Linked DNA regions of Homo sapiens: region 1 is linked to region 2. A link is a contact called in ENCODE Hi-C data. All regions are on one chromosome and are shown on one strand. The core of a region is the stretch at or near the end of the contact, and the rest is flanking DNA. Distances in the headings are between cores, read along the strand shown.

Evidence for each region. A loop is a pair of places that touch in the nucleus more often than their neighbours do. Pooled maps may share reads with other maps.
Region 1: a loop to region 2 is called in a map of chondrocyte, with 2.5 times the contacts of the local background. The contact joins two enhancer-like sites. A Hi-C loop is called at or near these places in 2 of 168 maps with a recorded cell type or tissue (chondrocyte and psoas muscle) and 2 of 50 pooled maps.

Annotation. Positions count from the first base shown.
Region 1 is chr1:171,217,453-171,224,907 of GRCh38, reverse strand. All of the region lies in intron 2 of FMO1-AS1 (FMO1 antisense RNA 1), which reads left to right. It overlaps LOC124900413 (a long non-coding RNA gene), which reads left to right and starts at 547. Exons shown (of 2, transcript XR_007066731.1): 1 at 547-911. RefSeq lists an enhancer at 4,714-5,275. Within about 2 kb of position 4,772, at least 10 of the 41 ENCODE cell types and tissues checked have a DNase peak (open chromatin) inside an H3K27ac peak, as active enhancers do.
Region 2 is chr1:170,803,707-170,810,791 of GRCh38, reverse strand. It overlaps LOC124904454 (a long non-coding RNA gene), which reads left to right. Exons shown (of 2, transcript XR_007066729.1): 2 at 3,188-4,893. Among named protein-coding and RNA genes, the nearest start is that of MROH9, 130 kb to the left of the region's middle. Within about 2 kb of position 4,376, at least 6 of the 41 ENCODE cell types and tissues checked have a DNase peak (open chromatin) inside an H3K27ac peak, as active enhancers do.

The DNA of each region.
Region 1 (7,455 bases), core at 3,523-6,022, 410 kb before region 2:
ATGCCCAATTCATGAATCATTTGTTTGCTCAAATAAATTATGTTAAACTTAACTTGTCTAAAGTTTTTATTTTAATAGCACCATGCTCTTTGAAATGCCTGTTCCTTGGTGCTGTAAAGAAATAGCACTTGAACATAAATTCAATTTCCTCAGCAAGGCCATTTCTATACTTTCTGCAGAAAGGGTACACTCACCAGCAGTTTTGCCATGAGAGTACACAGAACAAAGGAGACAGGGTCATTTATAACTTGATGCGTCCACCTTACCACCTTACTGCTGTGTCCGGTTTCCATTGGCTAGAACAGGACCTCACATTCTGTATTTGTCCCGATTGGCTAGCAACTTAGAACACTTTAAAAGAGGCAAAAGCAGAGGAGAACAAAGGAAGGAGGAAGTAACTTGTAGAATGCTGAGAAAAGTAAAAACACCTTCAAATAAGGAAGAGAAACAGGCTATGACCTAATGCTTGCTTGGACTAGTATGAGCACGCCAAGGCAAATATTTAGGCTAAATTGTAAGAGCTAAGAACATAAAGTACATTGATTTCTTTATTATGGCTAGCAGATAGTTAAGAATGTTACTATAGGTCTTTCAATAAATTTTGCTTTTAAGGGAAGTTACTATTTATTCCTAATTAAATGGGGAGACAAGTCTTTCCAGAGGAACTTCTACTTTACTTTTTACAATTCCTCCTCTTATTTCATAATTCTTCTTCAAACTTGTTTAATATGTTTTGACTTAATTGCTTTGTTTGTCCTTTTAAGAGAAGTAATTTTTCTGAATAAGGTGGAGGAGAGTTAGGAGTTAACTCTGTAAGCATGGCAGAGACAGGTTTTTGTGTAAAACTTCGACGGTAGGGAATAATATAACAGCCTACAAGAATAAGTACACCAATAACAACAGCAAATGAGGTGAGAATTGAAGTTAAAATTTCTTTTTATCTACTGAACAAATGTTTTATTACTTTAGAAAAAGGGTTATTTATTTTATTATTTTTGGCAAGTTTATTGGATAGGGTTTTTAATTCTTGTAGCACTTTTGTTATAATTCTGTCAGGGGCAGTATTTTTAGGAACAAAGGTATAACATTAAATTTTAAGTATGACACAAACATCTTCTTTTTCTGCTAATATTATATTTAAAGTTATTTTATTTTTCTAGGCCATCTGGCTGATAGGTCCTAATTGCTTAGGTATCTCTTTGATGGTGTCCTCAGTGTAATTTATGAATCGTTGCTGATTGTAATAGATATAGTTTATTTAGCCTACTTTTTTTTATAGTTACTTACTAGAACAATGTGGATTTAAATTCTGCAGCTAATTGATTTTGTGCTTTAAACTTATTTGGCACTTCTCACAGGACTTTAATGGCATTTATGTAAACCTGAGGATTAAAGGACTCATAAGGAGTTTCCTTTGGCCTGAGGTGTTTTGTTTTTACCTTTTTAGATTGATGAATTGCTACGGTGAAAGGGATAGCGAATTGGATTAGAGCACAAGTACTGTTCTAATTATTTGGCAGAGTGTCTAATAAAGGTCTTCTACAGTACTACTATACATTTGCTTGGGGATGGCTAAGCATAGACTGATAATCAAGCTCTTGGAAAGACTTGAGCTCCTTGCATTTTTTTTATGCTTCCAAGGAACACCAAATTTTCCTCTTGCTATGAGAGGCATGAAGTAAACTTGGCCATCTGAGATGGAAGCTGGATTGCCCTTGGGGGCTGACCCGTAGGGTGTTGAATTTCAGGAAATAGCAGATAGAGAGCTCGGCATGATGTATTATCCTAAGCCATGGGATTCTGAAAGAGAGCCACCATACACTCCATATCTGGTTGACAAGGAGACCATCCAAGTGGAAAGGGGACAATCTGGGCCTCTGGCCTACCATGTGTACAAGCATAATAATCGCTTTTATTTAAAGTGCGAACGGAATATTTAATTCATTCCAGCCAGGCATTTGCATCTTGATATTTTTGTCTTGATGGCTAAGGTCTGTCTTAGATCTCTTATTTTTACAACAGACAGCTTAGTTTTATTATTAGATGTAGGAGCAACTGGTGTGGGATCTAGAACTGAGGCTACTGAAGAAGGGGAAGATGGGAGAATCATGCATACTTTAAAAATACTTAGGGGTCTTTTCCATTTATGTCAATCTTCATACCATAGAAGCAACTAAGGGCTGGCCTAGAGTTAGTCAAGGTGGAGGTGGTGATAAAGAGAAGGACAGGGTTACATAGATAAGGCTGCCAGTTAGAAGGGGTAGTCCTTTTAGTGAAATAGATGAGGGGTTTTAGATCTGCACAAACCTTTTTTGTGGAAGTCCAACTTTGCTTCTAAGTAGTTTAAAGGACATAGTCCTATTTTCTACAAGGTTGCCAGGCTGCAGGAGCAGAAAATCAGTGTCTTGGCTGCAGCTGATCACAATGATGAGTGCTAGGGGTAACTGTGTCCAGTAGAGAGCCGGGTCATAAATATTTGTGTGAAAAGGCTAGCTGTCATTGATCTTTTACATCTCCACAAGGTATGACAGAGCAAGCATTAAAGGTAATGGTCTGAGGTGAGTCAGACTTAGTTACATTAATAACAAAGAAGCTAGTAACAGAATAAGGAAAGGAAAGGAAGCAATATAGAAGGTATATGAAAATTAAGCTTTCTTTAACTTTAACTTAGTAGGGCTTGATCTTAGTACAGTAACATGATTCTGAAGAGGAAGATGTTTTCTTGACTCGAGTATGGTGGGTCCATTCTTTCTCAGCTGTGTGGACGGCAGTCTCAGTGGTTAACAGCATAAAATAGGATCCTTCCCAGGCTGGCTTGAGTTTTTTTCTATCTTTTGATGAGAATGTGGTTTTCAGGCTGGTGCTGGTGTACTGGAAATTCTAGGAATGGTACTTGTGCTAAAATACTTTCAGTTCTGAGGGAAGGGAAAGTGGAAGATAAATTAAGTGTGTAATTTCTGCTGCATATCCTGGGGCTTGAGGCCTCATGGTGACACCTCCTGCTCCATCTCTGCTCAGCACTGCCCAGGGGATGCTGTGGCCTTGCCCTCTCTTAAGGTCTTGGCCTTCTTGTGGCCTTCACCGCCCCTGTGCACTGTGGCCTTGGGGATGAGGAGCCTTGTGACTTACCCAGCCACTTTTGGGCCTTAAGAAAGCTAAACACCGTTTTATATTTGACAGTGTTTTTGTATGATTTTATACCAGATAAGTTAAATTTTTTATATTAATGTGCTATTAATGTTAAGCTTAATTTTAATAAAATCTTGTAGATATTTAATCTATTTTTGATGTCTGACTATAAGGTAAGACTTTTATAGACTCTTTTTAACTGTTTATAATTTTTGCTAAAGAGCAGGTTAGTGCTTTAAGAAAAATCTATTGTGCTTTTATTTTAATGTCCAGTTCACAGAAAAACTGGATGATACCTCTTTAACTTTAGCCATTATGTTTACACACAGAATTTCCTTTACAATTAACATTTTAAAACTTGCTTAAACTTTTAAAACAAAATATATATTTTTAACTTTTTAATGTATGTAAAAACCTATATTTTTATGCCTCCTTATAATCCTGTTATTAAAAATATATTTTATTTTTCTTACATACCTTGTAAATAAACTGTTTTTCAAATAATTTTACATTCAGGAGGCCTACTTACTTTTTAAATTATACAATATTTCTGGCATAAATTCCTTTTCATAACTTTTCTTACAACTTTCACAATCTTCAACATGCCTTAACTTTCTGCCTTCCTTTTACACTCTTTGTTTTCGTAGTTTCACCTTCTGTGTCTTTCTTTGATTTCTGTCTCTTCCAGTTTCTCTCTTACTTACTCTTTCCATCTATTTATCTCTCTCTCATTTGCACTCTGTTTCTCTCTCTCTCTCTGTCATCCCGTTTCCTTTTCCCCTCCTGAGTTCTCTCGCTCCCACCAACGGCAGGGTCAGGCCACGGCACGGGCCCCACCCCTGCGCATACATTGCCATCTGTTTCTCCTGTTTTTGTTTGTTTGTTTGTTTTCCGATTTCCCTTTTTACTTTTTTTTCCCCTTTCTTCCTACACTTAGTTTCTTGGGCTGGGTGGGATTTGCACAGCTGCAGTCCTGGCCCCAGGCAGTCCCCCACACTCTCCTTCTGGCATCAGTCCCTGCCCTCTTTTTCACATAGAGCCTGGCTGGGGAGAGGGGCTTAACTCTTGGTGTGCCTGGCTGTCTGGTGTCGCACTTGCTGTTTTTGCTGTCTTTCTCCTTTCCCTTCCCCTAGGGGAGCAACCGGCGGGAGTGGAGCTTAGCCTTTTCTTTCCCGGAGAAGAGGGAAAAGGAGAATTTTGAATATATACGTATATATAATTTTTTTTACTACCAGAGGTTTTTGTGAAGTTCAATCCCCTCACCAATGGCGATTTCTCACTTCTTTTTGAGATTCAACTTCTTATCTATGGGGATTTCTTACTTTTTTTTGAGGTTCAACCTCCTCTCAGTGGGAATTTCTTACTTCTTTTTGAGGTTCAACCCCCCATGGGGATTTTTCACTTCTTTCTGAGGTTCAACTTCTTTCTTAATGGAGATTTCTTACTTCTTTTTAACTTCTAAGACATCTTGACTAAGGAATACTTCACCACCACCCCCTCCCCACCCCCGAGGCTTTCTTTCCTTAGTCCTGACTAAGGAATGCTTTACCCCCCATTGTGGTTTCTCTTTTTTCGGAATGTCTTAATTAAGGAATGCTTTACTGCCTTGTGGCTTTTTCTTTGGTTTTGACTACTAAGGAAATACTTTACTGGTTTTTCTGTTTTTTTTTTTTTTTTTCTTGTCTGTGTACAGAGTTTCTTGGTTCATGTGATATGTGAGGATGCTTTACTCCAGGTTGCCAGCCAGTTTTTATTGTTGTTGTTGTCTTTCTTTTTTTCTTTTCTTTGTGTGTGTGTGTGTGTGTGTGTGTTACTGAGAGTCTGGGTTTATTCATCACACTGGGTGGGTCTCGAGTCCTTATCCTTGAGGCTACTGCAGAGAGGCAGAGGACCATGCTTCTTCATGAGACAGGACTGGAGACTGCCTCCATATGAGAATGTATCCCCGTACAGGCCACCAAATTATTTGAAATGTTTGTTCCTTGGTGCTGTAAAGAAATAGCACTTGAACATAAATTTAATTTCCTCAGCAAGGCCATTTTTATGCCTTCTGCAGAAAGGGTACACTTGCCAGCAGTTTTGCCATGACAGTACACCAAACAAAGGAGGCAGGGTCATTTATAACTTGATGTGTCCACCTTACTGCTGTGTTCAGTTTCCATTGGCTGGAATGGGACCTCACATTCTGTATTTGTCCCAATTGGCTAGCAACTTACAACTTTTTAAAAGAGGCAAAGGCAGAGGAGAACAAAGGAAGGGGGAAATAACTTGTGGAATGTTGAGAAAAGTAAAAACACCTTCAAATAAGGAAGAGAAACAGGCTATGACCTAATGCTTGCTTGGAATAGTGTAAGCATGCCAAGGCAAATATTTAGGCTAAATTGTAAGAGCTAAGAACATAGAGTACATTGATTTCTTTATTATGGCTAGCAGATATTTAAGAATGTTAGTATAGGTCTTTGAATAAATTTTGCTTTTAAGGGAAGTTACTATTTATTCCTAATTAGATAAGGAGGAAAGTCTTTGAAGAGGAACCTCTACTTTACTTTTTACAATGCTGAAGAGTGGCAATGTGACTATTAGGTACAAAATTGTCATCTTGCCATTAGTGTCAGTTACCATGATAAAATGACATTCAATTTAACCATCATAAAAGCATTGACAGTGGATGAATTAGGATTATAGAATATTGGATTTGATAGACTTTAGTCATTATCTGCCCTCTATTATATGCTGAGATGAGAAAACTCAGTCCCAGAAAGGTGAGGTAACTTTTCTAGAGACTACAAAAGTAACCTAATAGTAGAAGGCAAGAGGGTAAACATTATTGCAGAGTTAAAACAAAATGGTTTGGTAATGCGGAAGCAGAGGAGACTATTTTTGGCTGGAGGGACTCAGGAAAGCCTGAGGGAGAACAACATTTGACCTAGACATTGTAGGAAGGATGGAATTTTAACTATTAGAGGCTGGGGAGGCAATAGTGGAGTAGCATTGAGACAGCCAGCTGGGAGGAGGTCCCCAGAAAAAACTCCAACCAGCATGCACACAGGGATGGAGCCTCAAATATTTGCACCATTTGCAGTGGGGAGGAGCCTGGCCCCTCCTCTTCCTGTGTGGAACCTGGAATTCGAATGACCAGGTGGGAAGCACTCTAGCAGGGGACTCTGGCCTTGTAGAGAGTCCCTGTTTCCTTTTTTTCTTTCTTTTCACCCAATAAAACCCTGTCTTACTCACCATTCAAATTGTTTGAGAGCCTGAACTTTTGTGGCTGTGGGACAAAGAACCCCATCTTTAGCTGAACTAAGGAAGAGTCCTACAACATTTTTGGCACCCAACGTGGGGCTTGAGAAGTGGCAAGTGAACTGGGGACTCAAAACCTCTCAACGTTCATTCTAAGCCTTTTCATCCTCAAATTTCTGAGGGTAGGGGAAACCATTCCCCAATCATCTATTGCTCCCAGGCCTTTTCCTTCCTTTTTTGGGACTGACCAGCAAGCAGCACCTCCCCGCTGCTCTCCCCTCCCTTCTGGGGCTGGAACGCACGGTCCAAGTGTCCTGTACAGCCAGCTGGCTGTTGTTTTCCACCATGCACCACCAAAGCCTTCACCTTCCCCTGCTAAGGGGCTTTACTCCATTGGACAGTAATTAAGCTTTTCTCCTGGTGGAGGAACCAGTTGTATAAGAATAAGAGGGTCTTTCCCAGGCATTTTAAAACTTTTTTTCTTTCTCTGCCCCACTCCATCAGCAGTTAACCTTTAATTTTTTTTTTCTTTTAGAAGACGTTTTTTACTAGGTCAGGCCCCACACCTATCACCGTTTATGTTTTCTGCAAAGCTTTTATTGTGAAATCAAGCCTCCATTTTGTTTTACATCCTGAGGGCATGGCTGGTAACCACCGCTTGGCAAGGCTTTGCTTAGCAATCCTGCCTTAGGGGATGAGCCCTCTCTGGTTTGATGTCTGCATGTTTTCCTAGCCTTGTCTCTTAAAGGTACCCACCCAGTGACTGGGTTTTCTTGTGCTTGTCTGCTTGTGTACTGTGTGTGATGTCTGTAAAAACGGCTCTAATGAATCTGGTCCAAAGAAGGACAAACACTTGAATCTAATATTTTTTAAAGGAAAGATAAAATTTCTGGTACCTTTCAGTTCATTTGACTTTAATCTTTAAGAAATAAAAACAGCCGTAAAGACTACGGTAAAATGCAGGTCAGATGCAAGGTTTGCTAAGTTTTTTGAGGTTACAAACTGTTTTTTGGGTTTTGAGACCTGTCTGTCTTGCCTGCTTCACAATTGGTAGGGCCTGGGAATATATGGAACTAAACACACCCT
Region 2 (7,085 bases), core at 3,127-5,626:
GCTGCAGACGAGAGCTATTCCTATTCAGCCATCTTAGAACGGACATCCTGTCTTTCTACTTTTTAAGAAGATACTTGAGAGATGGCTTAAATAACCCAGAAAGATTGTTTTCTCTTAGGATTTGTAAGTAGTCCAGTATGGTAGGAGCTATCAGAAGGCCCAGGGTGGCAGTGAACAGATGATGACTTGACAGCAGCAGAGCTGAGAGGTGGCTCATCATGGCTAAACATTATTGTGGTTTTCAGTCAATTTTCAGGCACATGGTTGGCACTGGGAACCAACATGATGGAGCAGGAGTCTGGCAGATGAATAGGACCCAGGAGCAAGGAATCCTGGCCCCAGATGATACTCTGATCCTAGAAAGCCAGACTGACTTGCAGTCAATATTCAGCCCTAGCCACTGGGTTGGGTTAGGGGGAGGAACCCCACTGACTGGAGAAGGAAAAGGCAGAAGCTGAAGAAAAGACCTGGAAAAACTACAGAACTTCTCAGAAGGGGGCCCAGAATGAAACCTCCAGTGTAGACTGGGACAGTGATAAATCTCCTGGTGATTATAAGGGCTAGGAGGGTATGATGAAGAGTGAGGTGCTATTATAGACTCAGGATCAAAAACAAGAACCTCAGGCTCCCAAAGCCGCAACTTCTCTAGGAATTAACTGCAGGAAGTAGCTGGGAACCCAGAACAAATGGTGAGTACTCCTTTGGCCAACCCTGGAACTGACTGAGTCAAGTTAATTCAAGAATAGAACCTGCAGCCATGGAAAGGCACAGAAGGCAAGGCTGGAAAGAAGCCTCAGGAGCAGGCAGAAATGGATCCCTTTACTAGTAGGAGAAATATACCAAGGGTGAAGGAAGGGACTTCCTTTGGTGGTCAAAGGATGCTTCTATTTCTCCTTCTGAGTAGACATTTAGCTTTGGGATAATGCTGATTTTGGAGTCTGATACAGTACTTCCTTTCGTCCTTTCAGCAGAAGACCCTGGGCAATGGATTATCTGAGCTTCAACTTTAAAAACTTAATAGAATAGGATTTACATACTTCCTAACAAGGGCATTGCAAATATTATAAAGTGTGAGATCTCCAAAAAATTCCAGTAGGATAAACATTTCATTTTTGCAAAAGCTGATGAAATTTGATAACAGGGTCATAGGAAATAAGAAATTCCTGGGTAAACTTAGGATAATAAAACATCCATTAGTGGCCATGCCTGTCATTCCATTATTACCTTCTTAAAACCCCAGAAGCACTGGGAATGGTCTCTTTGAGACTGGGCTGGACAGGATGATCCCATACATGAAGAAACTGCTAACATGGTGGTAGTGGGTGGCTCTCCACATAATCTCACCTTGCCTTGCCCAGCTCAGGCGTTGTCTTGCTAAGGACCCCATTATACTCTGCCCACCCTCTCAGGCTGATGTCTGCCCCACATCCAGCCCCCGCTTTTTGTCTTTCCTTCCTGCGTGGCCCTTCTAGAAATGGCCTGCCTCCCAGACTCCCTGCCCCCTGGCCCAGCACCATCCCAGCCACCACATTGACCTCATCCCAGAGATTCCTTAAGTCCAGGATCTTCCTTTGTTCTTTGACAGTACCTAATAGTACTTGGCACTATTTAAAGGTATTTTAAATATTTAAAATATTAAAAAGATACTTAAAACCCTTATTATATTCAACGCAATTCTGGTTTCAGTCTTCTTTTTCCTAGGAGTGAATACTAGTAGGATTTCACAAATTATCCTGTCTTTAATATATTGAAAAAGTTTCTGAGATATACCTAGGGTCAGAAGTCTGAGAGCCATGGGGAGCAAGGCAAAAACCAATTATGCTACCTCTGTTGTGTGGGCAAGTCAGTGAGATTAATAAAGCCTCCCATGCTGTATTCCGTGGGTTGTTATAAGGATCAGACTGAAATAAGAAAAACAAATGAACAAAATTATTTTGCAAGCTTTATTAAATTATAACATAAACCTAAATATCATCTAGAAATGTGTTTCTGTGGAACATCTGTTTTGCAAGGGGCTGGATAAGTGAGATATCACTGTGTTTGAGTCTGTTTTTTAAATAGTTTGGGACTTATAAGAAAACCCTCTGAGCTTCTCTAGCAAGGCTGAGCCTGGCCACAAGCCACTCCTGCTGCAAACTGGAATACTAAAACCCTCTTGATGGCAAATATTGTTTTATAACCCAAACCTCAGCCAGTCTTCTGCATGACAGTTCATCGTTGTTGCTACTGCTGGTTAACTTACAGGTTTTCAAAAAGGAACTGTTTCCTATTTTTCATATCAAGACATTTGGGAACCCCTCCTCCCTGTCTCTCCTCTGAGTCTTCACCTCCCCTGCCTACCCTGTGCAGCTCCCCCACAAACAGGAATGTGTCACTATAAGCATCCAATAAAGAAAGCAACATGTGCCCTTCAGAAACAGGTTTATCAACTTGAAACAGTACAATTCAGAGCAGAAAAGCTTCCTTTTCAAGTGTAAAGTAAACGCGTGCCTATTTTTCCAAGAACCAGATGGTGCCATGGTTCTTCCAGGACCAATTTCCTCAAAATATTATATTTTGTGCTTTGATAGGTTGGTGCTTGTCCCCAGTAGAAACTGTTAATAGCCATGGGATACTCCTCCTATCCCTTAACATACTCATGAGTAAGAAGTTGCTGAAATCAAACTATTTCTATCTTTGTTTTATTCATGGCCCCCCAAAAATACACTCCAACTTTCCCCACATCTCAAAATAAGATGATTAATGCAGGGTTTGCAAAGAAGGTAGCTAATTACAGGCTTTGAGGCTTTGGCTTGGCATCCACTTGAGAGCACAAAATATTTGAAGTTAATATGCCTGGGAAATATAAAATTTTAAAATATTTTTGTAAAGAGCTATTAATATCCTGTGCATTTCATTCCCATCCCCCTTTCAACCATCATCCTAGGGACAGAGGCATTTTGGAGAGTTTGATATGTGGCCCTTGGAGCCCAGGATATCTAGTGGACTGGCATTTGGCTCATACCTGAGAGATCTATAAGGCAAGAGACTGAGATGGACTAGCTGTTCATCTAGAAGAACAAAGACAATATTATTGTGGGCAACCTACCCTTCCAGAGAAGGGCGCCTCATTCCTGTGAGTCACCAGAGAGAGAGATGCCATTTCATAATAGTCCATGTTAAGCAAAACCATTTTTTCCTCCTTTAGGGGTACTAACTGGAAGAAAGGAATGCGAATGATTACCAATCCTGCTGCAAGTGCTTAAAGAAGATGGAATCAGAGTGTGGGAACCAGGCTGAACTACATGACTGACAGTAGATGACCGCCACTGCCACGGGATCCACAGGGTCCACAAAGGTGCTTTTCATTGGGCTGCTATATTTAATCATTCTAGGGTGACATATTGCTTTGAGAATTTAATCAAAGCTTCAAGTTTTCTTCTTGCACATTTTAAAGGAGAGTTCAGGGTTTTTCCAGACCTCTTGAAGGCTGTCCTTGGATCACTGTTCTCTCTCTCAGACCACCCCTCCCACCAGCTGAAGAACTCCTGTTTTAACCTAGCTTGTCCCATGTAACCAACATGATGTAACAACAGGTTTCTGGCCCTCTCTGTATTGTTCACAGCCTCCCCTGAATCACTGGTCCTGGAACTCTCGTCTCATGCTTCTGCTTTCCAACCTGGGCCCCTTCTTCCTGGCGTCTAACCTGAAATCTTATTTCTTCATATTTATGTTGTCTCCCTTTTAGATTTGATCTACTGCTTTGTTCTCTGCCTGATCATAATTCTTACAGTTCCGTGGTTAAACTCTAGTAATCCTTCCATAATATCCAATCTAGCCTCTGGGAACTCCCTACTTCCCATCCAACATCCAGGCATCCTTGTCCAGAGAACACTCCTTTGAAAACTTTTTCTAAATTTTGCTTAGTTTAAGGATTGAATCCACATTAACATTTTTTAAAACACCTGTGGGAGAAGTAACAATTAACCTATTGTCTTTCATTTGGATTCCCGTGTTAATAAGTTTTAGGTCTTTGCTTCAGAGAAGATTTTGTTGAGGAGAGTTTGAGAATTAAATAGAATGAAAAGAAGAAACTCTGCTACCAAAGGAAAGGGGGCTTTGAAAGCTGGAGTGTAAAATTATTAATTTTTCCTATCCCTCGTTCTGCTTCGGTCCCACACTAAGCTGAAGTGTTGAAAACAGTACAGAAAAAGTTTTTCTGACAGAAAAACATTTGAGTTATTGCTGAGAGTGCCTTGAGATGGTGTGGCATGCTGCCAGGCCTTTGGCATTGACTGCCACTAGCTAAAAACTGTGTGTTTATAGTGTTGATGTGTGCCTGATGAGCGAGAGACCAGCCCGCTAGGCTCAACCCCTGAGCCTGGCCTCTCTTAAGACCGTAGAAAGAACATAGCACACTCCCAAGGCTACAGCTCTCCGTGGTTCAGTAATTGACTTAGGTCAGCATGCCAGTCAAACCAGACAGCCTGACTTTTCTTCCCCAACAGAAACTTGAATTTATAAAATGTATTCACATCTCATCATTTAGGGATTTATGCCTGCAAGTCCACTATCATTAAAGGGTTACATGCATACATTCTCCTTTCCATTGTAGGGATTACAAACGCCTAACGATAGTAAATTATTCTCTTCTGCGCTGTACACTACGATTACCCTGTGGAATTTTTTAGACTGTTTTGTAAGGCATTACAGCACTAATGAAGTGTTATTTATACTACACACTGATTTTCTGTTTTGTTTTTCTTGAAGTTTCTCCTTGTTCCATCTTTTTTGATTTATCATACATTTAGCAGACTTGAGTATGAAAGCTATTTTTCTGTCACTCTTCAAACTTTAAATGAACAAGACTTTTTATGAAGTGTAATTTTCAATAACAATGAAATATTAGAAGTCCCTCTTGGAGTTCCTCGTTCCATTCGTGTGTGTGTGTGTGTGTGTGTGTGTGTGTGTGTGTGCATGTGTGTGTGTGTGTTTTCTGTTCTGGTTTCCCACCAGTGCTGTCTGTGATTGCCTTAGCCTCTGATATATGGAAGCAAGGATCCAGTGGAAGGTCACAGACGTTTCCTCTTACTCAGAGAATACCAAGAAGTAAAAACATAGACGACTGCACAACAGGCTGTGCATACAACTAATGGATGAATGACTTAGCTTAATTCGGGGTGTTAAGAAGGTTAAAGGTGCAAAGAGGCATTAGACAAGTTTTCCAAAAGATGGGAGTTATTCTTCGATATTGGTCTGTTTTATACTTGCATCTAAGGTGGATAACTTCCAGCCATTCTCCCCTAAGGGGAGAAGTTATCCACCTTAGATGCAAGTATAAAACAAACCAGTATCTCTAGAGAGCATGTACCTTCTAATCATCAATTTGAATTCAAATCGTCACTGCCATTTTCAAGTGTGATTTGAAAGACTTAAAAGAGCTTCTAGAAAATGGGTATAATAAAAGTACCATGTGAAGAGCATATTGTGAAGTATGTAAAAGGAGCTAACATTAATTCATGGAAGTGCTCAATACATTTTCCCTTTCTCTTCTCCCCTCTTGTCTGTACTCCTCTCTTCTCCCAACCTCCATTTCCATCAGCCATATTAAAACTAAATTAATCCCTAGAACAAGAAGTTTGTTGTAGTGCTTGTGGCAGACAATTTTTTTTTTCTTTTTGCCATACCAACAGCATCACCAGCCCTCTCCCAGTGTACCTTCTTTTTTTGCTGGCTAAGGGAAATCGACGTCTTGAACAATCTCAGAGAGTGAATCGTGATTGGATTTAGGCCTAGATGTGTGGCTTATTACTAGCCAATAGCACATGCAGAGAATCCTACTGGGGGCACTGGAGGAAAGATTTTCTCACAAATTAAAAAAGAGATTTATAAAGAACATTCTCCCTCCTCTTAAATAAACGTAGTCATGGCTTCCTAGGATGCCCGAAACCGCTAGCACTATGCTCTTGAACATGAAACATTAGCAACACATAGGGCAGAGTAGAAAGGTGGAAATCCATAGTTCTTGAGGATATCACTGTGCTGCTGAACAGCCATCCTTCCAGATTCCCTGCCATGTTAAAAAACATATGCTTTAGGATTTAAGGGACTTTTTGTCAGTATGCTATTATCTGCAGCAGATATCAGCTAACTGCCAAAGGGTTCCACAGAGCAAAGTTCAAGTCCCAGCTTTGTTTGTATGTGAGCTTGGGCAGGTTATCTAAACCCACATGCTTCCATTTCCTCATCTGTACAATGAAGACAGTAATTTTATCCACTACTTAGATTACTGTGAGGATTCAATTGAATCCTCAGTAAATGGTAATTAAAAATATTTTATTTTATTAGTATTTTTTGGACAAGATCTGTCTCTGTTGCCCAGGCTGGAGTGTGGTACTGAAAACACGGCTCACTGCAGCCTCAACCTCCTGAGCTCTAGCGATCCTCCTGCTTTGGCCTCCTGAATAGATGAGATGACAGGTACACACCATCACACCGGCTAATTTTTTTAAATTTTCTTTGTGAGATGAGGTCTCTTCATGTTGCCCAGGCTGGTCTTAAACTTCTGGGAGCAAGCAGTCCTCCTGCCTCAGTCTCCCAAAGTGCTGGGATTAAAAGTATGAGCCACTGTGCCTGGCCTGAAATTATTTTAAAACTTTCCCCAATTCACATGCAGATTATACCTTAGTCTAATTACAGACACAGCTCACTGTGGATTATTTGGATAAAAGTGTTAGTGATCTTTATTATTAAATTCTGCTACTCTGGCCATGATTGTTCTCTTTTCTCTTCCTTCTTCATTCTTTGTGTTGAAGCTCTGAGCCCCACTAGCGGATGGTCACCCCATTATATACATTTACTCATGGGAAGGATGAAAGGTCTTGGTGCTCATGTGAGTCAGTCAGGAATTTGAGGTTTTGCTTGAAAATGTGAAGCCTGGACAGCCTTTTTAAATTTTTTTGGTGCAGGGGAGAATTTGGAACTTTTAATTTCCTTTTAGAATAACTCTTTCTGGCACAGTGCCCTAAAGTCTCTCCTTTGTCCCCATCTAACTGTTCCTATAACCAACCCTGATATTTCTATTATGATCTCTAAATCAAAACCTC